Regions from separate parts of the Homo sapiens genome. Here region 2 is linked to region 1. Evidence: chromatin loops called from intact Hi-C (ENCODE). Cell type or tissue: left lung. All regions are shown on one strand. Links, peaks and the distances in the headings refer to the core of each region. The heading gives the core; the rest is flanking DNA. Region 1 holds the start of LOC107986493 (a long non-coding RNA gene). Region 2 overlaps ZNF354A (zinc finger protein 354A).

Region 1 (16,551 bases), core at 5,662-13,661:
TAACCCAGCCTATATCAGTGAGTATTTAGGTTGTTTCCTGTTTTTTTTTGCTACTAACACCATGATAAGTATCCTTGTGCTTATATTTTTGTGCACTGTTTCTTACAGTAATTGGTGAGTTAAAGATTATACATAGTTCTAAGTTCTTATGTATTATAAAATTGCCAACGAAAGATTATTCTAATTAAGGGTCCCACTAATGGCCGTAATTCCTCTACCCATTTCTTACAGTGGCTGCACTAGGCCTGAATCTCACTGTGTGCTGCTCAGTATACATTTGTTACTGGCCAATTATTCATTAAAGGAATGACCTGGAACCTTCAGAAGCTTGAATAGTATGAGAAGTGTTTCACGGGTAGCGTGTCTTCCCCACTGCCGCCCCCTCCACTCTGTGAGGGTGGTCCTGGGTGAGCTGGAACGACTTGTCCTTACAGGTGTCACTGACATTCGAGGACGTGGCTGTGCTCTTTACCTGGGATGAGTGGAGAAAGCTGGCTCCTTCTCAGAGAAACTTGTACCGGGATGTGATGCTGGAGAACTATAGGAACCTGGTCTCACTGGGTAAGGAAATTTCCCCTCTAGAAACAGAATTCAAAAATTGGGATATCTCAGCACCTCCTTCCCTGAATAAAAGCAGTTGATCACTGAAAAATTTGAGCTCAGTTTGAGGATTGTACAAATCAGATCTCTGTAAATAAACATTGATAACTTAACTTTCTCCTAATAAGTATGGAATTGCTCTATGTCTTGGCGGGTGGGTATTGATAATTATCCCCTTCCTGCTGCACAATTTCACATTAGAAATTCTCTCATAGTTCAGGCAGCATTTTCCTGCTTTGGTTGTTCTGTGGTTTGTTTGCTCACCTCTCAGCAGAGGGCTTACCTCATCCTTCTTCATCGACCTACCATTGCCTTTCCCACTGCTCCTTTGCAGCCAGATGAATCTTGTAAAATCCATCTTCAAAAGGGAATCATACGATGTTTTCTCATTTTAAAAAAAGTTACTTGATAGATCATTCTATAGATGCCAGTTTATAAGTTTTAATTACATCATACATGCAACATTCCTTCTGTAGAAAAGCCACGGTTACCCTAATAATCAAGGGATACTTTGTTGTGTCAAAACGAAGACTGAGACTTTTGTTGTTGTTGTTGTTTATGTGCAGGACTCTCATTTACCAAACCAAAAGTCATCTCCCTGTTGCAGCAAGGAGAAGATCCCTGGGAGGTGGAGAAAGACAGTTCTGGTGTCTCCTCTCTAGGTAAGTGGGTGGCCCGAGGTGCTCGGGAATGGCCGCAGACAATGGTCTGGTTAATGAGAGGAGGTAGGAACATTGGTTGGGAAACTCCCTTGAGAATTCTCAGGCCTCAAGAAGTGGTGGGGAAGCGGAAGCCCAGGCTCTTAGGCAGGATTAGTCACTTGTAATCACTTCCCCATGAATCTCTCAGCATCTCTTTTCTTACTCTTTCCTGTTGTTTTAGAATAGGGCTGTATTTGCATGTATTCATTCAGCAAACATAGTATATTTAAGGAACTTCAAATAATCACTCTGGCTGAAGCTCAGGGTGTATTTGGGAAAGGAGGAGGTGAGGAAGGAAATAGCCTAGAAAGCTAGGGAAGGGCCGCGTAGTAAGTGCTTGGGCACAGTTGTAAGAGGTGGAAACTGTCCCATGGAGCACTGGAAATAATGGAAGGATTTGGGCAGGAATCATATGGTCCTTGGTATCTTAGAAAAGTTGGTGTGAATCAGAAACAGCTGAGTCTCCATCCGTGTAAGAACAGCTAAGGGACCTGTGGCGTGTCCTTACTCTGGTGAGCATCACCACCCTGAAAACAAGAGTCCAGGGACGTGGACAGAGCTCCCAAAAAGTTACAGAGCATTGTTGGGACGCCACCATTTATGTCTAATGAAAATTACATGTATGTGTAATGTGCACATAAGCAGAGAGAAAGGTTAGGAGGACACACCTTAGCTGGTGACATTAGTTACACTTGGAATGGGATTGAGAATGGGTCCATGGAAGGGGATGTTATTTACATGTAACATTTTAATTTTTCACAAAGAGAATATATTCATGACGTTGCTATGTGATTCGAATTTAATACAGATGGTCACTTTGGGAGTATCGTGATTGAAAGTGAGGCAAAACTAGAGGCAGGAAGCCTTGCAGAGCAATTGCAATCATGGAGGGAGGCAGGAGGTGGAAGGGCCTGGATGAAGGCACTTGCCGTGAGTTCGTGAGGGAGGAGGTGGCGCCCACGTGATCAGGGTACAGGAGCAGTTGGGTGTGGGATGGATTTCACTTGAGATGTGAGTGAAGTCGTCAGGTGGGGAACCCTGGTGGGCAGGTGTGTAAGTGACAGGGCCGAGACTCAAGGGAGGTCAGGGAGCCCATCAGCATGACGGGCATTAGAAGCTTGGAGCTGGCCAGGTGAGGGGGCCAAGTGGAGGCCCGAATTTCAGGAAACAGCATTTGCGAGGTGCTTAAGCAGGAGGAATCTGACAGAGCCCGAGAAGTAATCAGAGGAGAGAAACGGGGAGGGGCCATCGTGGCAGTGGGGGACTGAGAGTGGTTGAACTGGGGGGGCTCTGGCTCTGGGGGATCAAGGTTGAACCCTCGCCCACAGCTTTGTATAGCATTGGGCAGAAAGGGACACAGGTCTCCTGCTTCTGGAGTGCACGATCTAGTGGGGGACAAGGTGAACACACTCATTGCACACAAGGCACAGAAGGACACATTCCAGTGAGGACCACGTGGGAAAGACACTCGGTGCTGTGAGAGTGCAGAGCAGGCAGGTGGCATCAGCAAAGGCTTCCCTGTGGAAGGGCCTGGGATCAAAGGACTGAAGAATTGCTCAGGCCTAAAGAATGGTGTTTGTGGCCGGGCACAGTGGCTCACGCCTGTAATCCGAGCACTTTGGGAGGCCGAGGCGGGCAGATCACGAGGTCAGGAGATCGAGACCATCCTGGCTAACATGGTGAAACCCCGTCTCTACTAAAAATACAAAAAATTAGCCGGGCATGGTGGCGGGCGCCTGTAGTCCCAGCTACTCGGGAGACTGAGGCAGGAGAATGGCGTGAACCCGGGAGGTGGAACTTGCAGCGAGCCGAGATCGCGCCACTGCACTCCAGCCTTAGTGACAGAGCAAGACTCCAACTCAAAAAAAAAAAAAAAAGAATGGTGTTCGTGAAGGTCCAAAGAAGTAAAGCCAGTGAGGAGAAGGTAGAGCCAGGCACCGAAGAGAGCCGCGGGCCTTGTCATAGAGTTTGGTTGGTGCTTGAGAGCTAAGCATAGGCTCTGAGGAGCCATAAGTAGCCCAGGGCAGGCCCAGGCTGCATTCTGCAGCTGCCAGCGCATGTGAGGAACCTGACCGCCACAGTGCAGGGCTTGTCAAGTCCAGAGGGCTCAGTGATGGCCCCTTGTGCCACGGGCCCAGCGAGGAGCTGCACGGCAGGCAGCTTTGGTCCCCATAGCCCCTGTGCTGGGGAGAGCTTTCTCGTGATGATAGCTTGAACTTTTTTTTTTAAAAAGGGGAACCACACTTGTGTTTTTAATCTCCTTTGGTAGAAATACACTAATTTTATATTAAATTAAAATTTAATGAACTGCCAGAGACCACCACAAAGTAAGCCGAATGCAAGCAGCAGGGAACCAGGTGAGATTTAAGAGGGGCGTCAGTCTGGCCATTATGTGTGGGCCGAATCTTGTGTGGAAGAGCAGGAAGAAAGAAAGAGTTGTTCCCTTTCCCTTTAACTAGGGAGCACCTGATGGCTGAGTAAGTCTCCCCTCTAGAGAGAAGTATTAACAGGCTGAAAATATGACGAGTGCAGAGTTGTCCAGAGGGATGCCGGGCACCTGATAGTGTTGTCAGTCAGTCCCTTTTCAGATTGGGGAGGATGGCCCTGCGGGAAAACCCTGAGCAGTTGATTGAGTAAGAAAGGACGTCAGAGCTGTTTCCTGCCCGATTGCTCTTGGTGGGATGACCTTCGTCCTCCTTTTGTCAGATGGAAGTCAGATGGCATTCCTAGGGTGCTGACGTGCTTGCATCTCTGCTGCACCCCTGGTGGGGCTCCTGTCTGCCTGGACTAAGATTGCCCCAGGACAGCTTCCTTTTCCCATGAGTGCTCACTTCATTGAGAGCGTGGTTGAAGGACTGGGATGTTCCTGGAATTATCTCAGATTATTAACTCTAGCTCGAACCAAAAACTCAACCTGTAGGCTGGGTGAGGTGGGTCACGCCTGTGATTCCAGCACTTTGGGAGGCCAAGGTGGGAGGATCACTTGAGCCCAGGGGTTCGAGACCAACCTCGGTAACATAGACCCTGTCTGTGTTTATATAACTTTAAAAAAGAAAAAAAATATTTTAGACAAAAACCTACCCTTTGAACAGCCAGTGATAGAAAAACTTATGCTCCCCATGATAGGACTCTCTCGAACCTCCAGTAGCCTCAAAATATACTTGTACAAAGTTATTTTCTTTTGAGATGGACTCTTGCTCTGTTGCCCAGGCTGGAGTGCATTGGCGTGATTCTCAGCTCACTGCAGTGCCCTCCTCCCAGGTTTAAGCGATTCTTGTGCTTCAGCCTCTCCGGTAGCTGGGATCACAGGCACACGCCACCATGCCGGGCTAATTTTTGGCATTTTTTTAGTAGAGACCGCGTTTTGCCATGTTGGCCAGGCTGGTCTCGAACTTCTGACCTGAAATGATCTGTCCCCCTCAGCCTCCCAAAAGGCTGGGATTACAGGCGTGAGCCACCACACCCGGCCTGCTTTGTTTTCTTACTGCAAGAAGCCATCTTGGGTAGGCTGAATGGTGCAGGGTGGTGAACGGAGGGGTTGCTCAGCAAGGTTTGCTGAAGCAGCAACTGCACACAGGGAGGACTGTCTTTTCCTGATTTGCACAGGATGCTGTGGGGCTTAGCAACAGCCCTGATGACATGGCCTGGAATGTTTTAAAAAGTGACTGCTTACAAGATGGAAGTGTGGCCACAATGCCCTGTAGCCCTATTGCATTTTACTTGTTTTTGTAGAGATGGAGGTCTTGCTATGCTGCCCAGGCTGTTCTTTGAACTCTTGGCCTCAAGCAATCCTCCCATGTCAGCCTCCCAAAATGCTGGGATTATAGGCCTGAACCACCGCACCTACCCAGTATAGTCCGGTTTAATTTGTATGAGTTAGTCTTTTTCTTGTTTGCCAGCAAAGACTCGTACATATGCCCTGCCCCTCCCCTCCTACCAACATCTCTTCTCTTCATAACTTCCAGAATTATCTATTTAAAGAGTAAATCAACCATATTGCTTCTGTGCTCAAAATCTCCGTTGGTTTCCATCCCATACAGTATAGCCCAAAGTCCCCATCATGGCCTTCAGAGACCTACATGGTCTGGCCCTGGCTACCTCTTCACCCTTAGCTCCTTCCACTCTGCCCTTCATTCAAGGCCTCTGATCACCCTTGGCCGCCCTGCTGTTTGTCAGGGGGGCCAAGCAGGCCCCCACTCAGGGCCTCTGCCCTGCTTTTTTCTGTCTGGGACTGTTCTTCGTGGCAGTCATGCGTCCATGTGGCTCACTCACTTCCTTGTGCTGCACTGGCTTCGGCTCACACAGGCACAGATCATCTGACACGCAGCCCTGCAGCCCCCACGCCATCTCCTCACCGTGCTTTATTTTCCCTCTCCATGCTTAGCGCTGTGTAATAGACCTGTTTCTTCATGATCTGTCTCTGCCTCTGCATTGTAAGCTGCTGTAGGAGGGGTTGCCTCATTCATTCACTCCTGTTTTCCAAGAACCTAAAACAGTCCCTGGCCAGGGTAGGCGTCCAGTTGTATAATGAATGCACGAGTGACTTGGACTAGGTTAGTGGTGTTGGAGACAGAAAGAAGTGAACCAGTCCCAGAGATGTCCAGGAGATACAGCCAGCAGGACTTGGATTCGATGTGGAAGATAAACGAGATAGGGTTGTCAGGGATGCTTGTTTTGTTTCTGGTTTGTTCTGGGATGGCCGGTGTCATTCAATGAGATACTACCACTGGAAGGAGATTAGATTTGGAGGATGGTATGAGTTTGATATTTTTACTTTGCAGGGGAATTTTACTTTTTTTAGAAAATTTTTTATTTTAAGATAATAGTAGATTTATATGCAGTTGTGAGAAGTAGTATAGAAAGATTCTATGTCCCTTATACTCATTTCCAAAACCATAGTATAATACCACAACCAAGATACTGACATTGATACAGTGAAGATACAGAAAAATCCCTTCAGTCAGCACAGAGATCCCTCCTGGTATCCGTTTTTACACACACCTGTTTCCCTCTTGTTCACTGCCCCTGTTCCCTGCCTCTTTTCCTGAAGTCCTGATAATCACTAATGTGTTCTCCGTTCTATAATTTTATCATTTCAAGAATGTCATATACATGGAATAATAAAATGTGTACAACGTTATGGGATTTTTTTTTTTGCCCCACTTAACATAAATCTCTGGAAATTCATCTGTGTAGTTGTATACATCAGTACTTCATTTCTTTTAATTGCTGAGTCGTGTTCCATAGAGTATATCATAGTTTGTATAGCCATTCCCTTGTTGGACATCTGGATTATTTACAGTTTTTGGCATTTAAGTATAATGCTGTTATAAACATTCATGTGCAGGTTTTTGTGCAAAAATTAGTTTTTATTTCTGTGTGATAAATGCCCAGGAGTGGAATTGCTGAGTCATGGGGTAGTTGTAGGTTTAGTTTTTGAAGACATAGCCAAGTTGTTTTCCAGAGTGGCTGTGCCATTTTACATTTCACCAGTAGCATGTGAATGATCCAATGTTGTTACATCCTTGCCAATATTTTGCCTTGGTACTACTATTTATTTTAACCATTCTGGTAGGTGTATGGTGAAATACATTGTGATTTTAATTTGTGTGTTGCTAACATCTGTTGATGTTTGACATAGTTCATGTGCTTATTTGCCATTTGTATTTCCTTTTTTTTATTTTTTATTTTTTGGAGACAGAGTCTTGCTCTGTCACCCAGGCTGGAGTACAGCGGTGCGATCTCAGCTCATTGCAATGTCTGACTCCTGGGTTCAAGCAATTCTCATACCTCAGCCTCCCGAGTAGCTGGGATTACAGGTGCATGCCACCACACCCAGCTAATTTTTGGCATTTTTAGTAGAGACAGGGTTTCACCTTATTGGCCAGGCTGGTCTCAAACTCCTGACCTCAAGTGATTCGCCTACCTCGGCCTCCCAGAGTGCTGGGCTTACAGGCGTGAGTCACCACACCTGGCCTGTGTTTCTTATTTAATAAAATGTCTGGGTATTTTGTTCATTTTCTAGTTGAGTTATTTTGGAGTTTTTTACTGTTGAGTTTTGAAAGATCTTTATATATGCTGGATAGTAGTTGCCGGATATGTGGTTCACAAATGCTTTCTCTTACTCTGTAGTTTGTCTTTTTATCGTTTTTACTGGTTCTTTTGAAGAACACAATTTTTAATTTTACTGAGGTCCAGTTGATCAGTGTTTCCTTTTATGGATTGTGCTTTTGGTGTCAAATGTAAGAATTCTGCCTGTACTTAGATCATGAAGATTTTCTGCCATGTTCTTCTAGAAGTGCTGTAGTTTTACATTTTACATTTATATTCATGACACTTTTTGAGTTAATTTTTGTGTTAGATGCGAGGTTCATTTTTTTGCATGCGAATCTTCAGTTGCTCCATCATTATTTGTTGAAGTCGTCTTTCCTCTGCGGAGTTCTTTGGTGCCTTTGTCAAAAGTCACTTGGGCGTGTTGGGTTGTTTCTGGGTTTTCTTTTCTGTTCCATTGTTCTGTGTTTCTGTTCCTCTGCCAATACCACACAGTGTTGATTGCTGTATATATACAGGCTTTAATGTTGGGTAAAGTGATTACTTCTTGTTGTTTTTTAGAAAGTTTTATCTACTGTAGTTCTTTGTATGAATTTTAGAATAATCATCAATCTCTACAAAAAGAATCTTGCTGAGATTTTGATAGGAATTGCAGTAAACCTGTATATCAATTTTCTGTGTTTAGTCTTCCAATCTGTGAACATGATATGTCGTTCTATTTATTGAGGTCTTTTTTATTTTCTTCCATCAGTGTTTGTAGTTTTCATCATATGAGTCCTCTGTTTTTTTTTTCTTTTTTTTTTTTTGAGATGGAGTCTCACACACTCTGCTGTCCGGCAGGCTGGAGTGCAGTGGTGCGATCTCTGCTCACTGCAACCTCCACTTCCTGGGCTCAAGCAATTCTCCTGCCTCAGCCTCCTGAGTAGCTGAGATTACAGGTGTGCACCACTATGCCCAGCTGATTTTTGTATTTTTAGCAGAAACAGCGTTTCACCATTTTGGCCAGGCTGGTCTCGAACTCCTGGCCTCAAGTGATCCACCTGCCTCGACCTTTCAGATTGCTGGGATTACAGGCATGAGCCACCATGCCTGGCCCATTTCCTGCATTTGAATATTGGCCTCTCAAGCAAGGTTGGGTAAGTTTTCATGGACAATAGTATCCTGAAATGTGCTTTCCAAGTTACTTGCCTTCTCCCCACTTCTTTCAGGGATGGCAATGAGTCGTAGATTTTGTCTCTTTACATAATCCCTTATTTCTCAGGTTTTGTTCATTGGTTTTTATTCTTTTTCTTTATTTTTATCTGTCTATCTGGCTGAGTTCAGAGAGCCAGACTTTGAGCTCTGAGATTTTTTCCTCAGCTTGGTCTGTTCTGCATTTCAGTTGCATTATGAAATTCTTGTAGTATGTTTTTGAGCTCTATTAGATCAGTTTGGTTCTTTCTTATCATGGCCATTTTGTCTATCACCTCCTCTATTATTTTACTGTAATCCTTACATTCCTTGGATTGGGTTTCAACTTTCTCTTGAATCTTTATGATCTTTGTTCCTGTCCATGTTCTGAGTTCTGTTTCTGTCATTTCAGCCGCTTAGGAGCCCTTGCTGAGAAACTAGTGCAGTCTTTTGGAGGAAAGAAGACACCCTGGGTTTTTGATTTGCCAGAGTTCTCATGATGGTTCTTTTTCATCTGTGTGAGCTTAATGTTTCATTAACTGTGATGTAATTTGAGTATAGTCAGTTGACTTCTTTTTGAATGTTTTCAGAGGGCCAGTGTTTTATGCAGGGTGTTTATTTGTAGCTGAATTCTTGTCCTAGTTTCACAGAGGGGTATATTAGCAAAGTAATTTTGGTGTTAAAGTTTGGGCTGTGGTCTGGTAGATGGGCTTAAGTGTTATGGCCAGTAGGTAGGCTCTTACTCAGCTATGTGACTCCTCTGTATTTCCTCAAGATTGCAGCCGTGCCCCTCAGTGCTCTGAAAATGTGGGCTCCTCTCCCACTCGAGTGCTGGCTGCACATCTCAGCTTAGCATTGCCAGGCTGCCCACCATAGCTCTGGGGTGATCTTGGTTTATGTTCGCTTCCTAGCTTGGAGGCAACAGGGGAAGGGACTCCGGTTGGTGGTAGTTGTGGCAGAGAGCCTTTCACTTGTCTATGGGCCTCTACCCTAAAGAGATGCAGAACCACTGTCAATCAGTGCAGTCGGCCCAGGGTGGGTGACTGCCCTGTGCCCAAGATGGGGAAGGAGGCCCTGCCTGGTGAGGAGCAGGAGGAGCTGGCAGGGGAAGGGAGGTCACCAGCGAGACAGACTGACTGCTGCTTATGGCAACTGCAGCTTCCTGGAGGTACAGCTGAAGTACTCAGGGTTTTTGTTCCTTCCTCTGTCCAAGGGTAGCAAGGGCAATACCACTGCAGTGGCAGTGACAGAGGGACTTTCGGTTGCCTCTGTCAGCTCCACCTCAGAAACATGGAGCCACTGCTACTGGGAATCTTCAGCCGAGGGGCGAGGTGGCTACCCTGCTGGCCTGAGGTGGGGGATCTACTTGGTGAAGAGTCAGGGATTGGTTCTCACAGGGAGAAGAGACTGGGCTCCTGTCCATATGGTGACTGTGGCATGCTAGAAGCCCAGATGAAGGCTTCACTGTTTCTTCCCCAGACTGAGGGCAGCAGGTGTAGGACTGCTGCTGTGGCAGTGGCATAGGGGCTATCAGTTGCCTCTGGGAGTCCTTCCTCAGGGAAGACAGAGCCACTACCAGTGGGAATGCTCAGCCAGGGGAGGGACGGCTGTTCTGCTGTCCAAAGCCAGGGTCCCTGCCTGGTGAAGAGTTGGCTATGGGAGCTCACAAGGTAGAGAGACTGGGCTCATCTCCATATGGTGGCTGTAGTGTACTAGAGGTACCAGTGTAGCGACCGGGCCCTGTGTTCCTTCCCAACCCAAGGGTGGATAGTGTGGTACCATTTTAGCTATAGTGGTGGAGGGGCTATGGGTTCTCTCTCAGATTTCCTCCTCAGAGAAATGCAGAGCCACCTCCAACTGAAGCATTCAGGTAGGCTTGATGGTTGTGCTGGAGTCCCAGGTCGGGAGGCCCTGTCCAGTGAGGAGAAGTGGAAATGGGGACCCGTGTGGGGAACAGTCTGGCCGCGTTTTGTGAGGCAGCTGTGCACTTCCTGGAGTTCTGTTCCAGTCCCTAATCACTGTGCCCCCTCCAGAGCCTGAGGGCAACAGCAGTGAGGGCTGTGGCACAGCAAAAATAGCAGCCTGCCTCTCCCTTCGGGAGCTCTGACCTAGGGAAGTACAGAGCTGCTACTGGCCCGAGAGCCTAGGCAGGGCTGGTGTGACCATGCGAGGGTCCCAGGACGATGCATATTTCGGCCTGCTTGATGGCATCCTACATGGCCCTTAAGTTCTGTTCACTTTTTAAGTATTTTCTACTTTTTCTTCCTTAGACTCAAGGAATTTTAATTTTCCTATCTTAAACTTTGTTGATTTTTCCTATGGCCCGCTTAAACCTTTTGAATTTCCCTAGTGAAATTTTCATTTCAGTTATTATGCTTTCAACTCCTAGAATTTCCTCTTGGTTTCTTTTTGTTTTCTTTTTATTGATACTTCGATTTGTTCATTATTTTCATGAGTCATTCATATTTCCCTCTAGCTCTGAGCATCTTTATGATAGTTGTCTTTGTGTAGCATGCCACCATCTGGTCTTCTCCATAGATGTTTTCTATTTATTTTTTTCCATTGACTGAACCATACTTTCCTATTTTTTTATGCCTTTTTTTTTTTTTGTCTTACAGTGTTGCAACTCGGGATCAGATTTTCCCACTTCTGTAAGATTTGCTGGGTTTTGTTTTGTTTTGGTTTTTGTTTTCTTATTGCTGTAGGGTGGCACTAGTCCAGGAATTAGCCTGAAGTATAACCTGTAGGTCTTCTCACATTTTTTTCTGAGCCCACGTCTTTCCCTGGCCTTGTGCAGTGACTTTCTAAATTCCCCATGTGTGCAGTTGTTCTTTGTTTTGTTTTGTTTTGTTTTTGAGATGGAGTCTTACTCTGTCACCCAGGCTGGAGTTGCAGGGGTGTGATCTCAGCTCACTGCAACCTCCACCTTTTGGGTTTAAGCGATTCTTCTGCCTCAGCCTCCTGAGTAGCTGGGATTACAGGCACCCACCACCACACCTGGCTAATTTTTATGTTTTTAGTAGAGACAGGATTTCCCCATTGGCCAGGCTGGTCTCGGAACTCCTGACCTCAAGTGATCCGCCCACCTCAGCCTTCCAAAGTGCTGGGATTACAGGTGTGAGCCACCAGGCCAAATGTCCTTATCCTTAATGTCTGATTCCCCAAAGCAGAAAAAGAGGGGAACAGAAGGGGAAAAAAGTAGGCACTGTTCCTTAAATCCTCTGGAAGCCACATCAGGTCAGTGGGGATTGCAAAAATGGCAGCCTGCATTTGTGTTTGCACCTCCGTGATTCAAAGCAGTAATTTGCAGTCAGAACCCAGATCCCCATTATTTGGAGAACAAGGTCTTTATTGCCACTTTGGCCACCAAAGGCCACGCTAGGGATGCTAGTACGGCTTCAAGCCATGAGATGAGGAGATTGGAGATGGGTAGCTGCTGCCAACTAATATTAATTTCACTTGACTGGCCAGGCCTTCCCCTAGAAGCTACAAGCCTTCATATAGTTTCCAGAGTTTCAAAATAGTTGTATCAGACAGATTCTGACACCTCAGTTGTCTAGGTGGATAGATAGAACCTTGGTGCTTCCTACTCTACCATCTTCCCTGACATCTACTTTTTCTTTTACCTTACATTTATTTTGCACTTTTGGCATTTTCTGTCTTTAAGTATGTAAGTAGTATGCCACCATCTGGAGTTCTGATGGGGAGGTGCTACTGATGTCTATTGGGTAGTATGCTGAGGGTGAGGTCTTGCATAAAAGTCACAGTTAGGCCGGGCGTGGTGGCTCACGCCTGTAATCCCAGCACTTTGGGAGGCCGAGGCGGGCGGATCACGAGGTCAGGAGATCGAGACCATCCTGGCTAACATGGTGAAACCCCGTCTCTACTAAAAATACAAAAAATTAGCCAGGCGTAGTGGCGGGCGCCTGTAGTCTCAGCTACTTGGGAGGCTGAGGCAGGAGAATGGCGTGAACCCGGGAGGCGGAGCTTGCAGTGAGCCGAGATTATGCCACTGTGCTCCAGCCTGGGCAACAGAGCGAGACTCCGTCTCAAAAAAAAAAAAAAAAGTTACAGTTATGAAGTTAATTCTTATCATTTGGGGAAGAGATTTTGATAGGTTGCTTGTCACACATCCATCATTATCTTCAGCTACCCAGAAGGCTTTGTTTGATATTTACTCTTTAAATGTACATTTTATGGCACTTAACCTCGGTGCCCATTTAGGTCTCTTCCAAGTATACTTTCCTTTCTTTCCTGTTCTAAAGCCTTTTAAAATAAACTTCCACTCTTGCTCTGAAAAGAAATAAACATACATTTTGTCATTTGATAAATGTTTAAATTTTCCACTTGGAGGTTTTTTTGTTTGTTTTGTTTTGTTTTGTTTTTTTGAGATGGAGTTTTGCTCTTGTTACCCAGGCTGGAGTGCAGTGGCACAATCTCGGCTCACTGCAACCTTTGCCTCTTGGGTTCAAGTTATTCTCTGCCTTAGCCTCCCAAGTAGCTGGGATTATAGGCATGCACCACCACACCTGGCTAATTTTGTGTATTTAGTAGAGACGGGGTTTCACCATATTGGTCAGGCTGGTCTCGAACTCCTGACTTCAAATGATGCACCCGCCTCAGCCTCCCAAAGTGCTGGGATTACGGGTGTGAGCCACCACACCCGGCTGAAAGTATGTTTTTAAAGTATATATTTTTTAGGACCTTGTTGTTTGTGTGTGCTGCTTTTTTTTTTGAACTGGAGTCTCACTCTGTTGCCCAGGCTGGAGTGCAATGGTGCCATCTCGGCTCACTTCAGCCTCTGCCTCCCAGCTTCAAGCGATTCTCCTGCATCAGCCTCCCGAGTAGCTGGGATTACAGGCATGTGCCACCACACCCAGCTAATTTTTGTGTTTAGTAGAGATGGGGTTTCACCATGTTGGTTAGGCTGGTCTCAAACTCCTGACCTTAAGAGATCTCCCTGCCTCGGCCTCCCAAAGTGCTAGGATTACAGACGGGAGCCGCTGTGCCCAGCCTGTGTGCTGATTTCTTTGCAGAAACCAGAGTTGTTTTTGTTTTTGTTTTTTGAGATGGAGTCTTGCTCAGCTGCCCAGGCTGGAGTGCAGAGGCCCAATCTCGGCTCACTGCAATCAACGTTTCCTGGGTTCAAGCCATTCTCCCGTCTCAGCCTCCTGAGTAGCTGGGATTACAGGCACCCGCCATCATGCCCAGCTAATTTTTGTATTTTAGAAGAGAGGGGGTTTCACCATGTTGATCAGGATGGTCTTGAACTCCTGACCTCCTGTGATCTGCCCGTCTCAGCCTCCCAAAGTGCTAGGATTACAGGTGTGAGCCGCCGTGCCTGGCCCAGAAACCAGAGTTTTTAAATTGCAGCTTTCTTAGTAGGCATGGGCTATAAAAGGAAAAAGATTAACCCACTCACTCCTGTTACAAGGAAGGACAGAAAGTGGAAGAAAACTTCATTTTTAGTTTTGTTATGGAAAAGTTCGAGTATATATAAAAGTAGAGAGAATAGGCTGGGCGTGGTGGCTCAAGCCTGTAATCCCAGCACTTTGAGAGGCCAAGGTGGGTGGATCACGAGGTCAGGAGATTGAGACCATCCTGGCTAACACGGCAAAACCCCGTCTCTACTAAAAATACAAAAATTAGCTGGGCGTGGTGGCATGTGCCTGTAGTCCCAGCTACTTGGGAGGCTGAGGCAGGAGAATGGTGTGAACCCAGGAGGTGGAGGTTGCAGTGAGCTGAGATCACGTCACCGCACTTCAGCCTGGGCGACAGAGCGAGACTCCGTCTCAAAATAAATAAACAAAAAAGTAGAATAATATAATGACTTCCCATGTATTCGTCATCCAATTTCTTTTTTTCCTTTTCTTTCTTTTTTTTTTTTTAGACGGGGTCTCACTCTGTTGCCAGGCTTGAGTGCAGTGGCACGATCTTGGCTCACTGCAACCTCTGCCTCTTGGGTTCAAGTGATTCTCCTGCCTCAGCCTCTTGAATAGCTGGGAGTGTAGGGGCACGCCACCACACCCAGCTAACTTTTGTATTTTTAGTAGAGATGGGGTTTCACTGTGTTGGCCAGGATGGTCTCGATCTCCTGACCTTGTGATCTGCCCACCTCAGCCTCCCAAAGTTTTGGGATTACAGGTGTGAGCCACTGCACCCGGCCTCCTCTTTTTTTTTTTTTTTTAAAGACAGGGTCTCTTTGTCACCCTGGCTGGAGTGGAATTAGATAATCATGGCTTATTGTAGCCTCCTGGGCTCAAGTGATCCTCCTGCCTCAGCCTTTTATGTAGCCAGGACTGCAGATGAGTGCCACTATGCCCAGCTAATTTATTTTGTTTGTTTTAGAGATGGGATCTTACTGTATTGCCCAGGCTGATCTCGAACTCCTAGGCTCAAGGGATCCTCTTGGCCTCCCAAATTGCTGAGATTAAAGGAAGGAGCCACTGTACCTGTACCCAGCCCATCACCCAATTTCAGTAGTTGTCAACTCATGGTCATTTTTTTTTTTTTTTTTTTTTTTTTTTTGAGATGGAGTTGCACTCTTGTTGCCCAGGCTGGACTGCAGTGGTGTGATCTTGGCTCACTGCAACCTCTGCCCCCAGGGTTCAAGTGATTCTCCTGCCTCAGCCTCCCTAGTCACTAGCATTACAGGCGCCCGCCACCAAGTCCAGCTAATTTTTGTTATTTTTAGTAGAGACAGGGTTTCGCCATGTTGGCCAGGCTGGTCTCAAACTCCTGACCTCAGGTGATCCACCTGCCTCAGCCTCCCAAAGTGCTGGGGTTACAGGTGTGAGCCAGCACGCTTGGCCAACTCAAGATCATTTTTGTTTCATCTGTTCCAGTGATTATCTACCAGGACTGATTCTGTCATTTGTCAATGTCTTGAAAGATTTTTGCTTGTCGCAAGCCTGGAGGGAGGAATTGTGAGGGGCAGGTGCTATGATGTCTGTTGGGTGGAGATCAAAAGTATGCTGCTAAACATTCCACAATGCACAGGGCAGCCCACCCTATCCACACAACTAAAAAATCAGCCCAAAATGTCATCTGAGGTTGAGAAATCCTTATCTGTATCTTGTCTTAATGCACTGACATTTGTATAATGTTATTACATCCAAGAATAGGAGAGGTGATTATTTGTTCAGATATACTTTAATGTCATTCATCTGATATACTTTAATGTCATTCAAGACTGGTATAAAATTTCCCTTATATAGATTTTTCATATTACTTGTAAATTTACTGTGATTCTTAGTATAAATGAAGGCTATTGATTTTAATATGTCAATTTTATATCCAGCTACTTCAGTGAGTTTTATCATTCATTCTCTGGACTGTTTTTTTGAGATGGAGTCTCGCTCTGTCACCCAGGCGCAATCTCGGCTCACTGCAGCCTCCACCTCCCAGGTTCAAGCAATTCTCCTGCCTCTGCCTCCCGAGTAGCTAGGATTACAGGCGTGCGCCACAATGCCCAGCTAATTTTTGTATTTTTAGTAGAGATGGGGTTTCACTGTGTTGGCCAGGATGGTCTCAATCCATTCTCTGGACTTTTTAATATTATCTGCAAATAGAGGTAGTTTTACTTTCTCTTTACTCATATCTAATTGATTTATATTGCCTGATTGCATTGGTTAATATGTCTAGTACAGTGTTAAATTGTAGGGAAAATAATGGGTGTCTTTGCCTTGTTCTTCAGCATAGCAGAAATAGCTCTAGTGTATTTAATAGATACTAGCTTTAGGACAAAGGTCTATGTATTCTATTATGTTGAGGAAGTATCCCTCAGTTCATTTTTGCTTGAGTGTGTTTATTGTCTGTGGTGCTGAATTTTGCTGAACATTTTCTCAGCATCTCTAGATGTGTATTATTCCTTACTTAAATGCATTTAATGTACTATAATAAGTGCTATAATAAGGGGAGTGAGTTGTTGGAACTCAAAGTTAGGAAAAGGTACACAGAGGAGTTAACATTTGAACTGAGTCTGAAGGATACAAAGGAGTTCAGAATGTAGGAAAAGGAGGGAAGACAT
Region 2 (16,551 bases), core at 3,438-11,437, 160 kb before region 1:
CTTCAGTTCTCAGAAAGATAAAAGTCACTGCTTTTCAGCTTGACTAGCTTTTTCTTATAAGGATAGGGGTGACTACTTCCAAGCCGTTTGCATGTTGTAGTTGAAACTGGGGGTTCCAACAAATTTCTGAGTGCTAGAGAATGAAAGAGAGAATTGAAGAATGAAGAATAGAAGAATATCGAATGACAACAGAATCACAAAAGTCCTTTAACTGCTCAGTTTAAACAGTTTAAATGCCGAGGAAGGGAACAATTTCATGATGACTTCAGTGTCAATAGGATGGCTATCAGAGGTTGTCTGTGTAGCATCATGCAGAAACGCAGAATATGGATAGGACACCTTCTACAGCCTACTTCAGGCTTTGCTTTAATTTTGAATAACAATTGTTTGCACTTCTGGCGGGGCGCGGTGGCTCACTCCTGTAATCCCAGCACTTTGGGAGGCTGAGGCGGGTGGATCATGAGGTCAGGAGTTCGAGACCAGTCTGGCCAACATGGTGAAACCCCATCTCCACTAAAAATACAAAAAAAAAAAAAAAAAAAAAAAAAAAATTAGCCGGGCATGGTGGCAGGTGCCTGTAATCCCAGCTACTTGGGTGGCTGAGGCATGAAAATCGCTTGAACCCGGGAGGCGGAGGTTGCAGTGAGCCGAGATCTTACCATTACACTCCAGGCCAGGCGACAATGCGAGACCCCGTCTCAAAAAAAAAAAAAAAAATTGTTTGCACTTCTACACATCTACATAAATTTGTATTTGTATTATATCAACCAAAGGAATACAATTTGACTTATTAACTCAATTTAGTTTCTGCAAAAAGCTTCAATTTCCCAGGTCTCATCTAGAAGGGATAAGATAGCTTTATAAGCACAGGTTTTCAAAAGAAAAACATTGCAGAGGCAAAAAAAAAAAAAAAAAAAAAAAAAAAAAAATTCTCATTGTGATTATTTGCATCTGGGGTTATACTGTAAAAAGAGACATTTTAGATCTTTTATATAGTCTCTAATAGTAAACAGAAAGATTACATTTTTATTACTGCAGATTTTATCCTGGCACTTGAAAATTCGTTTGCAATTTTGGAAGCAGGAAATACTTTTGGTGTGTTTCCATTGGTCATTTGAGCTGAAAAGATTGAGTGTGGAAAGTCATTACAATTTCTGCTATGGTTGTTTTATTTTTATCTGAATTTCCTTTCATCGGAAAATTTGTTACTTTATCCGTTTCTTTAGCACTATTTGAGGAAATCATCTATCACTTAGGCTTAGCTGTTAGTATATCCTGCCTTATATCTGACTTTCCAATATGTTCAATACTGAATGAACAATTGTGTACTGTAGAAAGAGCTTCAAAACATCTTTTCTCTGATACCAAATATTTTAAAAATTAATCATGAAACTTATACTTGCATTTTGATTCAAATATACATAAATGAAAATAGGCAATAGGGTAGATCTCATATTAAGTATCCTTAACACAAAATATAAAATAAAAAATAAGTTAATAACAATAATTGAAAATACTAATTTCGATCATCTCACTCACAAGAGTGAAGCATAATTACCAATAAATTGAGGCTGAGCTATTGAAAGGTTGGAAGCTTACAAACTAACAATAAACTTGAACTTGATATGTGACACAGAAAAGTCGAACTTGATGCATGCCTGCAAGGGAGAACTGTGTTTGCAGTAACAGGATCCCTGAAGAAAGCCAGAGCTGATCTTATCCAAAATTTTAAGCAGCTCAGTGTCTGGGACTGGCGAATTTTCAGAGGCAGGGATGTTTATGGACTGTTAGATTTTCAAGCGTGTTAGTGTGGTCACTGGAATTAGACGGTTGTCGACTGGCTAACTTCCAGAAGCACGGTCACTGGAAGGAGGGACTTGCTGACCAACCGTGGTCTAGAAGCAGCACTCAAGTGGCATTCAGAAGCTGGAGGCTGTCAGGAAGTTGATTTCAGAAGCATGGCTGCTGGCAGCGAGGCCATCATTGATTTTTCAGACCACGTGTACTGATCCAAAGATCTAATTATTGGGGATTATTTTACAACTTAGGAATTTGGCCAAAAGAACAGTCTTTTCCTTTCTTTAATACGGAAAACAAGTACTTTTATTCTCACTTCCCCCTTTTGCCTTCCCTCAGTCAAACACATAGGATAAAACATAAGAGATGGTTCAGATCTTTATTTGTGGAGGTATGATTTCCAACTTGTATTGCCACTTAAGCGATTTAAGCGCCAATTACTGAAGCAGAACCGTAGCTCAAAGTGCTGATTTTTCATTAATGAGGGGAGAAACCCTGAATACATTTAAGGCATCCTAACAAAGTTAATACAGGATTCAGGACAAAATCATTAAATACAGGACGTTTGGCAACCCTACCTGTGAGTCAGCTTTCTCCTCACTTGCCACTCTCACCTATTTGCCTATGAAAACCATGCCTTATTTATTCTAATACATGATTATCTGTCTCCTGTTCTCCATCAATGCTGTCCCTGTTTGAGTTGGAACCCTCATTTACCTATTACTTGAATTTAAACAGCCCAGATTTCCTGGGTGGCATCAGTCATCAGCTTTCTTCAACCCCATACGCTTATCTTCTATGGAATTTCCCTTGCTTACCATCTTTGACTCCACCGATTTTACCATAAAATCCAAACTCCTTAGCTTGGCAAATAAGGCCTTTTGTGATTTGGCTTCTGCCTTCTACTCGAGCTTTAACATTTGTCATTTTCCTGCTCACTAGTTCTAAATTAAGTTTTCCAAATGTCCTATTATCCACCTGTGGTTTGGCGCATGCTGTTTCCTCTTAATCGGAATGCTTCTGTCTCCCTCGGAGTTCCTACTATTCTCCCCAAATATAGCCCAGGCATCATTGCCCCTGGAAAGCTTTGATGTCTCCAGGCTTTCTTCATGAGTCTCTTTCTTCATCCTGTGCAAATCTTTACAATATTTTCATAGTGGAACATATTGTCATAACTTATTTGCCTACTGAAACAACAAAAACTGCAATATAATCTGCTTGCTCATTTGCTAGCCCAACTCCATCCCCTTCCCAATTCATGGCTTCTTGAAGAAAAGCCTGTGTCTGTCTTAAAACTTGTACAGTTTTAAAACTTGTAAACTTGTATAGTACCTGCTCCAAAGTTAAAAAATATTTACTGTTGAGAAAAACTTAGGACTGTAATGTCCCCCCTCAAACTGGGAAGGAGCCGAGAGACCAAAGAATGACTCAGACAAGTCCAGCTTGATGAGCAGATGAGTTTATTATGACTTCCATACAGGGCTCTCCTGGACTGCAGCAGGACAGCTCTGGAGATCTGCACCACCTCGCACCTCTAAGCTGCTTTTAAGCCAGTTTTCTGGCTCTTTGCCTCGTGTGTGATTGGACTGTTTGCTTAGTGTGTTCCCAGATACTCTGGGATGTTTGGGTTCTCAGGGACACTTGCTCCTCAGCTGGGCACCATGGCCTCTGCTTACTGTCCAGACTTCAGGGCTCAAGTAGTGGATATAAACCCTTAGGTAACCTGGTAGGGGATCTGTCACACTACACTAAGTTTATGAAACAATTCACATGTCTTGTTTGGGCTGCTGTAACAAAATAACCTCATCATACTAGGTAACTAATAAAATATTTCTCACAGTTCTGGAGGCTGGGAAACCCATTTAAAGTGCTAGCAGGTTTGGTGTCTGGTTATGGCCATCTTGATTCAAAGAAGGTATCTTACCACTGTGCCTTCACATGGCTGAAGGGCAGAACAAGCTCCCTTGGGGCTCTCTGATAAGGGCACTGAGGGCTCCGCCCTTCTGATCTGATCACCTCTTCACACATCCCACTTCATGATACCATCACCTTGGAGGTTAGCATTTGAACACAGGGATTTGGGGGAGACATAAACATTGAGACCATAGCAATGTCCTTTTCAAGAGTTTGCCACAGGTGTTAGATTTGCGAAAGTTCTTCTGATGTGTTCGTTATAAATTTAAAAAATACATATTTAGGGTGGCCGGGCACGGTGGCTCACACCTGTAATCCCAGCACTTTGGGAGGCCGTGGCAGGCAGATCACCTGAGGTCAGGAGTTCAAGACCAGCCTGGCCAACATGGAGAAACCCTGTCTCTACTAAAAATACAAAATAGCCGGGTGTGGTGGCAGGTGCCTGTAATCCCAGCTACTCGAGAGGCTGAGGCAGGAGAATTGCTTGAACCTGGGAGGCGGAGGTTGCAGTGAGCCGAGATCGCACCATTGCACTCCAGCCTGGGTGACAGAGACTCCATCTCAAAATAAAAATAATAATAATAAATACATACATACATATTTAGTAGCTTTAAACCTGAAATTATTGCCTGTTTTTCTATCTAATACAGTTCAGGGCATATAACTGGTACACCTAATAAATGACTTCAGAGAAATAAAATCCAAAACCAAGTTAAGACAGTTGAGTAGAAAATTCACAACTACTAGAACAAAAGACCAGATTTTTCTTTTTCTTTTTTAATGAAATCCATGCATAAGTTTGACATCAGGGTAGGAAAAGGACAAACCCCAGAGACTGAGAGGTAGTTCATAATTCATTTTTCTTTTATTTTGGTCCTTTTCTCTAAAAAGGTACAATTTGATCAAGCTATTAAAATGCTATAAAAATATTACCAGTTTGGTGGTCTTCTAATGAGAAATCTAAAGCACACCTCCCCACCCACTCGGATATCTGTTTCTGATGATCACGTGACATCTAGCATATACGTCTGTAGGAAAAGGGAAAAAGCAAACCCATTTCACAAATGGCTAAAGTCAATGTCTTCAATTGTAAATTCTTCATCTCAGGTTATTTTTTTAAGTGTCTGACAGGCACAAACACTTTCCTCATATCTATTATATAGCTGAGGTTTATCCATGGAATTAAATACCTAATGAGGGCTAAATTATTACAGTTTTTTTCACATCCATTACATTTATTACATCTCTCTCAAGGATGTATTCTTCGATGAGCTTTGGTTTAAGGCTTTCACACATACAAATCTACTTTCTAGGGGTCCTCTTCGATATGAATTTTATAATGATTAGTAAGGGATGACCTATGGTTGAAAAGTTTCCCACATGTATTACATTCATAGGGTTTCTCTCCAGTATGAATTCTCTGATGTGCAATACGTGATGAGCTTTGTCTAAAAGTTTTTCCACATGTATTACATTTAAAGGGTTTTTCTCCTGTATGAATCCTTCGATGCTGAATAAGAGCTGAACTTTGGCCAAAAGATATCCCACATTCCTCACATCGATATGGTTTCTCTCCAGTATGAATTCTCTGGTGATTACTAAGTGATGAGTTACACCTGAATGTTTTCCCACACTCGTTACATTTATAGGGTCTTTCTCCAGTATGCATTCTCTGATGTTGAATGAGAGCTGAACTCTGTCTGAAGGCTTTTCCACATACTTTACATTTACATGGTTTTTCTCCAGTATGAATTCGCTCGTGAATAATAAGTGTTGAGTGGGAGCTTAAGGCTTTACCACATTCATTACAATTATAAAACTTCTCTCCAGTATGAATGATTCGGTGTCTATTAAGTCGTGAAATAGAAGTAAAGCCTTTCCCACATTCATTGCATCTATAGGGCTTTTCTCCGGTGTGAATTCTTTCATGTTGAATAAGAGAGGCACTCTGGCTGAAGGCTCTCCCACATTCACTACATTTAAAAGGCTTCTCTCCAGTGTGAATTCTCTGATGATAACGAAGGGATGAGCTAGACTTAAAGGTGTTGCCACATTCATTACATAAGTAGGACTTCTTTCTAGAATGAATTCTTTGACATCCAGAAAGGGATGTGCTGCAACTAGATGCCTTCCTACCCGGATTATACTTACAAGGGTTTTCTTCAGCATGAATTTTTTGATGTATAAAAAGGCCTGACCTTCGGCTGAAGGATTTACCACATTCTTTACATCTGTAGGATTTCTCCACAGTATGGGTTCTTAGATGTTTATAAAGGGATGTACTGAGAGTAAAGGCTTTCCCACATTCTTTACATATGTAGGGTTTCTCTCCAGTATGCGTTATTTGATGTTGAATAAGAGCTGAACTTTGGCTAAAGGCTTTTGAACATTCTTTACACTTAAATAGTTTCTCTCCACTATGGTTTTTCTCATGTTTACGAAGGGATGAAGTGTTAATGAAGGTTTTTTCACACAGACTACATTTATAGCGTTTATCTGCTGTAATTTTTGGTTGATTAAGTAATTGTGAATTCTGTTTGAGGCTGTTTCCTTGTATTTCACATTTTGGTGGTGTTTTTTCTCTGGGAAGTATCTGTTGCCTAATAAGCACTGACTTTGGGCTGAAGTTTTGGCTCAATTCAGTATTTTTATGGCTTCTTTCTATAGTGGGGATTTTTTTGTGGGTGGCTGAAACTATCTGAAAACTTCCCTTTTTATCCTGCTTTTTCTCTAATCTGCCTTCATATATGTAAGGCTTTTCTAATTTCAAATCCCAAGGTACATTCCTGTTGGATCTTTTCAGTATCAGTCCCTGAAATGAAGAGTCTTGTGTTTGCGTTGACTTTGTGGTTTTATGACTGCTCTTCGATCCTGGAGGGAAAAAAAAAATCAAAAATGTTTCATGTGATATCATAGCATCTGACTACTGAGACTAAAAGTGTAGAAGGAATAAATATTGGTGACATTTAAATAAGACCCTGATATCTGTATGAAAAAAATTGCAAAAAGAAAAAATAGGACAGTTAGACAGTATAATAAAATATAATTGACAGCAATTTAAGTACTAGGGTGAAGAATAAAATAAAGCAAACCCATTTAAAGAGGGTGAGAAAGAGTGACCAGAAGAATTGGCTAATGAAGAACAGAGAAAAGGGTTATAAAGGGATCATGAGTTGAAAGAGGAAGTTTGGGGTTAGGACCCAAAACCCATGATGGAATCCTAATTTTTTTTTGTTTTTTTTTTTTGACATTTATCTTCTTTGTGTAATTTTTTTTGAGACAGTCTCACTCTGTCGCCCAGGCTCGAGTGCAGTGGCGCGATCTCGGCTCACTGCAACCGGTCTCCTGGCTTCAAGCAATTCTTGTGCCTCAGCCTCCTGAGTAGCTGGGATTACAGGCACCCACCATCATGCCTGGCTAATTTTTGTATTTTTAGTAGAGACAGGGTTTCACCGTGTTGGCCAGGCTGGCCTTGAACTCCTGACCTCAAGTGATCTACCCACCTCGGCCTCCCAAAGTGCTTGGATTACAGGCATGAGCCACTGTGCTCAGCCTTTATATAATTATTCTTAATCTGGAAAGTCCCTCCACCCCATGTCAAATTCCCTTATATCCTTCAGATTCAGTTCAAAAATGGACTCTCTCAATCCTTTGACTCTGAGCAGCCACGGTCCCTTCTCCTTACTATAGCACTTACCAGAGTATTAAACATATGTATTACTGACCTTTATAATATATGCACACATATATAGTATATTATAGTTCTATATCTATGTCTGTATGTATCTCACTTTCCTTTTCTGAAGTAACTGTTCTTCACAAGCAGATCAGAATGCCCTATTTTCCTACAGATCCTCTTGACAGCACTCCAATTATATACAAAAGTTGTATGTTTTGTTAATCTGCCTTAATTACTTATACATTCCTAACTGGAACAATGTCAAATATTCTTACGTATTTCATATATATACAAATATGCACATGTGTTATACATACATACACATACATACTTCATATATATACAAATATGCACATGTGTTATACATACATACACATACACATTTCAGACCCTTGTAGAAGTTGCCTCCTAGGCCAGTACATGGGTGATTAGAGAGGTTTCAGGGCCAGTTCAAACAGGAGGGCCCTGTTATTGAATTAATCGACAAGAGGTGCCACAAGACAGGCCTAGAGCCAAGAGGTGCAAGATAGGAAGGCAGCCTACTCATGCATCAAGCAAGAGAGGTTACATGGGATGGCTGAAAAGAGTCAAAGATCAACAATAAGACAGGCATGGATATATAAGATAAAGCATGGTTAACATGGAAAAGTAAAGAACAGAAGTGAAGAAATATTAAAATTGGATAAGAACACAATTCAATAGATAGTAAATTCTCTCAGGGGAACGGTTATGCACATAGTCTTAGCATCTTCTCTTGGGGTAGAGGTAACTGTTTAAAGGGACCATTTGTGTCTCACTGTATTTGCGATTCCTGTATGACAGTCACTTTCACACATCTACAAATTACTTCTGCTTAACAAACACAATACATCTTGCTTTTCCCTTATTAGTGTTCACTTACTAGTTCCCTTCATGGATAACTCTTCTTCCATTCCTTCTTTAAATAATGGTATTCCCTAGGGTTTTGGATTTTTTTTTCACTCCACACACCCTCCCTGACTAACTTCACATGCCTTATATCTTTATACTATTTACTGTAAGGGAAAGCAGAGTTTCTTAACTTTATGCTTAACACCTTCCTAGTTCCTTCTCCGTTTCAGTCTTGCTAAATTAAGTGATCAAATTTTAATACATTATTTAGGCCAAATATATGGAGGGGGCAGTGGCAAAAATGAAGTGCTTTTTCCCTGTGAATATCGGTCGTTGTTTCTAGGCTTAATATATGTGCTGGGAAGAAGGCAGCAGCAAGATTCTGCAACTTGGATTCTAGCTTGTAAGGCAATGATACAGAACCTGCCTTAGGCCTAGTGTAAAGAAAGGTCCCTCACCTTTGCTACAGCCCTGAGCACGGGGATCAGGTACTTAAGTGGTATTTTGTTTGCCATGCATTACTATCTCTACCATAATCTCCTAACTAGTCTTGCCCTCTGCCAATTCAGTCTCCACACTGCAGCCAGAATAATCTCTGTGGTTTTTTTTTTTTTTGAGATGGAGTCTCACTGTGTCACCCAGGCTGGAGTGCAGTGGCGCGACCTCGGCTCACTGCAACCTCCCCCTCCCAGGTTCAAGTGATTCTCCTGCCTCAGCCTCCTAAGTAGCTGGGATTACAGGTGTGCGCCACCACACCTGGCTAATTTTTGTATTTTTAGTAGAGACAGGGTTTCACCATGTTGGTCAGGCTGGTCTCGAACTCCTGATCTCATGTTCCGCCCACCTCAGCCTCCCCAAAGCGCTGGGATTACAGGTGTGAGCCATCATGCCCGGCCAATCTTTCTAAGATCAATATTTTACTATGTGGCAAACTTCCTTAAGGTCCTCCAATAGATTTTCAATGATTCACATCTGAAGTCTCTTAAGAGTCTTGAAGACTCTTAGGCGTCCTTAACATGGTGAATAGAGTACTATCTGATCTGACCTTTATCCACCTGTCCTCACCCCCTCTTCCCTGGCTTCTTGCCAGGTATGCTGAACTACATGCAGCTTCAGGAGCACTCCATGACTTGACTTGTTTATCTTTACATATGCTGGCAGCATCCTTTCCATTCACAAGTACTCATTAAGTGCCTACTATGGGCCAGGTAATGTTCTGGGGAATGCAGATAATGTATTCAATAAGACAGGGTTCCAGCCTTTAAGGAGCTTATACTTTGGAGTGTGCGCATGTGCTGGGGAAGGAGGGGGATGAAGGGACAAATAACAAGTACGTAATAAAAGTCATGTGGATAGCTGAAGAAAGTGCTCAAGAGCTCCCTGGGCAAAGGAACCAACACACACAAAAGTGAGGCTGACTTAGGAACAGCAGAGAGACTGGCCAGAGTAGAGCGAGAAGAGGGAAAATGGTGAAATGATAAAATAAGCCTGGAACGGGGCCGGGCGTGGTGGCTCACAGCTGCAATCCTAGCACTTTGGGAGGCCGAGGTGGGTGCATCACCTGAGATCAGGAATTCAAGGCCAGCCTGGCCAACACGGTGAAATCTGTTATCTACTAAAAATACAAAAATCAGCCGGGTGTGGTGGCACACGCCCATAATCCCAGGTACTCGGGAGGCTGAGGCAGAGAATTGCTTGAACCCAGGAGGCAGAGGCTGCAGTGAGCCCAGATCACATGACTGCACACCAGCCTGGGCGACAGAGTGAGACTCCATCTCAAAAAAAAAAAAAAAAAAAGTAAACAAAAAATAAAAAACAAAAGAGTGGAGCAGGAGGTGGGGGACAAATCCTCTAAGGCCCAGGTCATCCTAAGGACTGGAATTTAAGCCTACGGGAAGCCACTGGGGAATTATGTGTTCATTTGAGTTGGCTGCTGCGTGGACCGACTACGCTGGGGCACCAGTGGAAGCAGGGAGGGGAGAGGCTACTGAAGAAGCTACTGCAGCTCTTCACGTGAGAAAGGGCTGGAGGTACAGATGACTATGCCAGGCTGTACAGTGAAGGAAGAGCTAGCGGGACCAAGAATAACAAGACTCAGGACTCCCAGGAAGCTGAGAGGGAAACAGGAAAGTTAGGGATCATGCCTAGGTTTCTAGCCAGAATTCTGAGAGCTGCCACCAACCACCAAGAAGGGAAAGACCAGGAAAGGGGCAAGGCTAGAAGGGGAAGACCAGGAAAGGGGCAAGGCTGAGGGGGCATTCTGTTTCTGGTATGTTTGTGATGGCTGAGATGCCTTAATAGAGTTGCAGGAAGATACTGAAATACTAGATTGTATTTATTATTCTGGAGATCTGGGGGAGGTCAGAGCTATAGACAGGCATTTGGGGGTCAGCAGCATGTGGGTTTGATTTAAAGCTGAAGAACTGAAAGGAATCACTTAGACACTGAAATATTACGAGGTTAAGAAGAATAATATCAGGAGAGTACAGTGTTCCAGAAGCCAAGGGAAGAAGTACTTCAGGGAGGAGTGAATAACTGTGGCAAATAATTTGAGGACTAAAAACTTAATCCTGATTGTGGCAAGACGGAGGTTGTTTGGGATTTAATAACAGAGCTATCAGTGGAATTATAAGGAAGAAAGCCCAGCTGGAGTGCATGGAGGAAACAATGGGAGGTGAGAAAATAGAAACATCAAGAGCAGAAACCCTTTTCAACAGTTTCTAAAGGAGAGTAAGCAAATGTGACATGGGGAGCTTTTATTTTTTAATGGATATGATTACGACTCGGAAGTCCATTATCAATTCTGGAAAACTCATCCCAACTCTAAAGTGCCAATATTTTAGTCCTGAAATCATGTTTTTCACAGAAGCAGACGTAAGTTTTGGATTGTGGATATCCTGACTCTTCCTTATGATCTGTTTAGAACTTTCTAGAGGCCTACAAATAGGTCTCCTGAGGTGCAGTTCAACCTTTGCTTCCTCCTAGAATCAAGCCCAGTCCTCAGCTACCTGTTAAACAAGGTGAAGACCTAGGTCAGAAGTTGAGAAGCCAGAATCATCTTGCTGATGGCCACTGCCCTGACCACTTCCTGTTATCAGGTCTAGACTCTTCCACCTGGACTCTCACTACACCCAGAGAGTGTTTCTTCAACCCTATCTCCCTGGATGATTTCATTTACTCCCACACCTCTTATGTGTACGACTATCCTGAAAAATACTTTACAGAGGTCTTTCCAACTGCCGGTTAGAATTTCCACTTGTGTATCTTTCTTTTTAAATTCAGCCTGTCCAAATCTGAACCCAGAGCATTCCTTTTCAAACCTTTTTTATATGTTTTCCAGTTCAAAATGACACCATCATCTCTTCAGTTAATTTACCGTAAATTCTTAGTTTTATCTTAGAATTTCTCTTCCCTAGGCAGTCATCAAAATCTTCATTTTTTTGTTTTTTGAGAGACAGGGTCTTGCTCTGTTGCCCAGGCTGAAATGCACTGGTGCCATCATAGCTCACTGCAGCCTCAAACTCCAGGGCTCAAGCGATTCTCCCACCTCAGCCTCCTGAGCAGCAGGAACTACGGGTGCACACTGCCAAGCTTGGCTAATATTTTTATCTTGCGTAGTGACAGGGTTTCATTGTGTTGCCCAGGCTGCACATTCTCTTAAATCTCATCACTAAAATGTCTCTAATAAGCCATCGTGAATATGTCTAAGTTCAGGATCTCCTCACTGTAGAGTGACTTGCTCCTGATCTTAAGTTATTCCTTTGACCTGTTTCTTGCCTTTCCAGTATTATTTCCCACTGGATTTACCCCTCTTAATACACAGAATTGGTCATGTTATTTCAAAAAGCATTGGTCACGCCTTACTTTATTAATTTATCAAATATTTAAAAAGTACCTACTATGTATTAGGCTCTATCCTAGGCATCGGTGATCCACAGTTCCCTACGGATCCAGTAATTAAAAGGAACAGTTGATTTCTTCAGAGAGTTTATAGTCAGACATTAGAAATGAAGACATCAGTAGGTAATCACAATACAATGTGACAATTTCTACAATAGAAACATAAGCTAGAAATGGACGTGAACACGAGCTTAGAATCATATCCAACTGTCCTTAGATAGTGAGGGTGCAGGTAGAAAAGGGGTGCAGCAGGACGCTGCTGGAGTGTTTCGTAAGAATTGACATATAAGATAGGATGTGAAAGGAATCGCCATAGGCTAGATGAAGGGGTAGCACAAGGGCTGAAGGCAGCACCCAAGTCTTTGAATGCAAGTCAGTTTTCCAGACTTATTTGCTGAAGTATCCACCCCCACCTTATCCTATAGCTAGTCAGAGTAAAAGCTCCACCTATAAAAATGTCACTTGCGGCCGGGCGCGGTGGCTCACGCCTGTAATCCCAGCACTTTGGGAGGCCGAGGCGGGCGGATCACGAGGTCAGGAGATCGAGACCATCCCGGCTAAAACGGTGAAACCCCGTCTCTACTAAAAATACAAAAAATTAGCCGGGCGTAGTGGCGGGCGCCTGTAGTCCCAGCTACTTGGGAGGCTGAGGCAGGAGAATGGCGTGAACCCGGGAGGCGGAGCTTGCAGTGAGCCGAGATCCCGCCACCGCACTCCAGCCTGGGCGACAGAGCGAGACTCCGTCTCAAAAAAAAAAAAAAATGTCACTTGCATTTGCAGTCTCACAAGGTTTTCTAGAGTCAGAGAACTCAAGGAGCAATCTGCTGGGAACTGCACATAAACCATGATGGGGGTAGTACTGCCTATTTGTAAACATCCTCTATCATCTTTGTGCTGGTGGAAAAGAGAAAAGCTGTTTTAGAAATGTTGTTGTGGTAACTCTTATTTTTAAAGCTTTTAACATAGAAATTTTCAGCATATGTAAAAGTAGTGTGAATTGTACAGTGAATCTCCAGCCAGTTTCAATAACCAGCAACACTATTCTATTGACAACCTTGTTATGGGCTGAACCGCATCATTCAAAAGAGAGACGTAGAAGTCCTAACTTCCAGGACCTCAGAACGTGACCTTACTTTAAAATATGGTCTTTGCACGTTCAATCAAATTAAGATGAAGTCATTGGGGTGAGCCCTAATCCAGCGTGACTGCTGTCCCCGTAAACTGGGGAAATTTGGACACAGGCATCCAGAAGGAAAGATGATGTGAAGACACCGGGCGAACACAGTGTGAAGACGGAGGCACAGATAGGACTGATGCAGCTGCAGGCCACGGAGATCTCCAAGTTGGCCATCGCTACAAGCTAGCAAAAGGCAAGGAAGAATTCTATGCAGAGTCTCAGAGGGAGCGGGGCCCTGCGAATATCTTGATTTTGACCTTCAGAACTGTGAGACAGTAAATCTCTACTGTTTTAAGCCACGAAGCTTGTGGTACTTCAGTATGGAGCCCTAGCAAACTAACACAAACCCTTTCATCTCGTCCACTAGGTTATGCTAGAGCACATCCCAGACAGCAAAATCATTTCATCTGTAAAAACATCAAAACCGCTCTTAGCACATCCATCAAAATTAACACCACTGCTTGCAGTTACTTTTGCCCCTAGAATACCTACACTAATAAGTCAAACTGCTGCAATGTAAAGGCAATTCAAATAATTCTTTTTGTGGCTAAGCCACCAACCTGGAACACAATTAGGGTTGTTTCATTCTGCTTTCAATATGTAGGGGGTACTTTCTCATTTTTGTTTAATTTTGTCTTATAATTTTATAAACCATTTTTATAGTTCTGAAGTCAAAATTTTGAGACCTCAAAAAGTCATAGATTCTACCCCTGTTCCATCCTTTTTCTTCCTTCACCTTAGAGATAACCATTTTTATTGATCTCCTTTTTTTTCTTTTGCTTTTATCTTTCTAAAAAAAATAATTGCACTGCTTAATGACTGGGATATGTTCTGAGATACGCGTTGTTGGCGATGTTGTGCAGTCATCAGAGTGTGTTACACAAATCTAGATGGTATAGGCTACTACACACCTAGGCTATACCCCTATACAGCATGTTACTTAGCTGAATACTGTAGGCTACTGTAACACAATTGTAAGTATTTGTGCATCTCAACATATTAAAACATAGAAAAGGGACAGGAAAAATGCAGTATTATCATCTATGGGAGCATCATCATATATGTAGGCTATCATTGACTGAAACATTATGTGCTCCATGACAGTGTAAGTAAATACACACACACTTTTCTTGGTATTCCCACCCACCTTTCTTAGATAACAGTACTAACTGTGCTGTTCTGCACTTATTCTCACATTCTGGAGATCACTCCATAGTAGAAGTTACAGAGGTCCTCCTCATTCCACTTTACAGCTGTGTGGACGTACCACAGTTTATCATCCTTGGAGTGCCTTAGCTTTAGTTCTAGGCCCCCAGTTCTTCTCACTCTGCATCTTTCCACAGGCAACTTCAATCATAGACTCATCCTCTAAGCAAGATATCTCCCATACTCGACTCCCCCTTACAGACGACCTACTCAAAAGAGCAGTTCAGATGCCTCAAAGTCAACACACCTAAAACCACACTCACGATTCTTCCCTCCGACCTGGTCAACCCCTTGTCTCTGTAAATGGCACCACCTCTGAATCAAAACCTTAAGAGTTATCCTTAATAATTCTCCCTCCCTCAGCCCCCTCATCTAATCAATTACCAAGACCTGTTTATTCTGCCATCTAAATCTGCCTCACATTCGTCTACTTTTCCCCATCTACTGCTACCATTCCATCATGAGCCTTGCCTCCAATGTCACCTGCCTCTCCTGATTTTCCTTACAGTACGCTTTTACCTGTCTTCCCTATGGGTTCATTTCTCTCTGCCTGGCTTCCTGAAATGCTGGAGTTCCTCAAGATTCAGTCTTAGGCTCTTTCTTACTCTTACTGTAATGTGAACACTCTCCCTAGGCCAACTCATCCTCTCCCATTATTTCAATCACCCTATATTGATCAGGTTCTCCCAAATTTACATTTCAAGCTCAGTCTACATTTTGAGGTACTGTACTCCGAAATCAACACTACTTGTCATCGCCACTGGGATAACTAGGTCAACCAAAAACAGCTCAATTAATCTAAAACCAAATTTACATCATCTCCAAATCTGATCTCCTTCTAGTGTTCCTATCTCACTGAATGACATCACCAACCGTCACAGAACAAACCAGAAACCAAGCAAGCATCCCTGACAACCCCATCTCCCTTTTGTTTGCTTTTATTTTCTTTGTTACCCCATCTCCTCTATCTTCCATGTCTAACAGTCCTGCTGGCTGTATCTCCTGGACATCCCTGGGACTGGTTCACTTCTTTCTGTCTCCAACACCACTAACCTAGTCCAAGTCACTCGTGCATTCATTATACAACTGGACGCATACCCTGGCCAGGGACTGTTTTAGGTTCTTGGAAAACAGGAGTGAATGAAACAGGCAACCCCTCCCACAGCAGCTTACAATGCAGAGGCAGAGACAGATCATGAAGAAACAGATCTATTACACAGCGCTAAGCACGAGGAGGGAAAATAAAGCACGGTGAGGAGATGGCGTGGGGGCTGCAGGGCTGCGTGTCAGATGATCTGTGCCTGTGTGAGCCGAAGCCTGTGCAGCACAAGGAAGTGAGCGAGCCACATGGACGCATGACCGCCACGAAGAACAGTCCCAGACAGAAAAAGCAGGGCAGAGGCCCTGAGTGGGGGCCTGCTTGGCGCCCCCCATGACACACTGCAGGGCGGCCAAGGGTGATCAGAGGCCTCGAATGAAGGGCAGAGTGGAAGGAGCTGAGAGTGAAGAGGTAGCCAGGGCCAGACCACGTAGTGTATTTCTCCCAAAGGAGAGTTAAAAAGATAAACAAGTGTGGTTCCCATATAAAAAAATCTCACCTTTCTTCAGGGAGGAGAAAGCTCTCCCCAGCACAGGGGCTGTGGGGACCGAGGCTGCCTGCCCTGCAGCTCCTTGCTGGGCCCATGGCATAAGGGGCCATCACTGAGCCCTCTGGACCTGACAAGCCCTGCACTGTGGCCGTCAGGTTCTCCACATGGGCTGGCGGCTGCAGAAAGCAGCCTAGGCCTGCCCTGGGCTACTTACGGCTCCTCAGAACCTGTGCCTGGCTCTCAAGCACCAACCAAACCCTGTGACAGGGCCCGTGGCTCTCTCTCGGGTGCTCCACCTTCTCCTCGCTGGCTTTGCTTCTCTGGACCTTCATGAACACCTTTCTTTAGGCCTGAGCAATTCTTCAGTCCTTTGATCCCAGGCCCTTCCACAGGGAAGCCTTTGCTGACGCCACCTGCCT

Evidence for each region. Peaks named below come from ENCODE experiments on the same cell type or tissue, not always from the same donor. Only the 100,000 strongest peaks of a DNase experiment are listed, where the experiment ranks them.
Region 2: a loop joins it to region 1, with 2.4 times the contacts of the local background. A loop is called at or near these places in 4 of 110 quality-filtered maps.

Annotation. Positions count from the first base shown.
Region 1 is chr5:178,865,810-178,882,360 of GRCh38, forward strand. ZNF354B (zinc finger protein 354B) reads left to right here. Exons shown (of 5, transcript NM_058230.3): 3 at 435-561; 4 at 1,167-1,262. LOC107986493 (a long non-coding RNA gene) reads right to left here and starts at 10,247. Exons shown (of 3, transcript XR_001743039.2): 1 at 10,236-10,247; 2 at 8,537-8,540. In left lung, for the core only: no CTCF peak of the experiment used is centred there; no DNase peak of the experiment used is centred there.
Region 2 is chr5:178,707,040-178,723,590 of GRCh38, forward strand. It overlaps ZNF354A (zinc finger protein 354A), which reads right to left. Exons shown (of 5, transcript NM_005649.3): 5 at 4,473-6,582. The coding sequence ends at 5,021. It also overlaps a transcript of MSANTD5 not described here. Among named protein-coding and RNA genes, the nearest start is that of ZNF354A, 15 kb to the right of the region's middle. RefSeq lists an enhancer at 16,304-16,551. In left lung, for the core only: no CTCF peak of the experiment used is centred there; no DNase peak of the experiment used is centred there.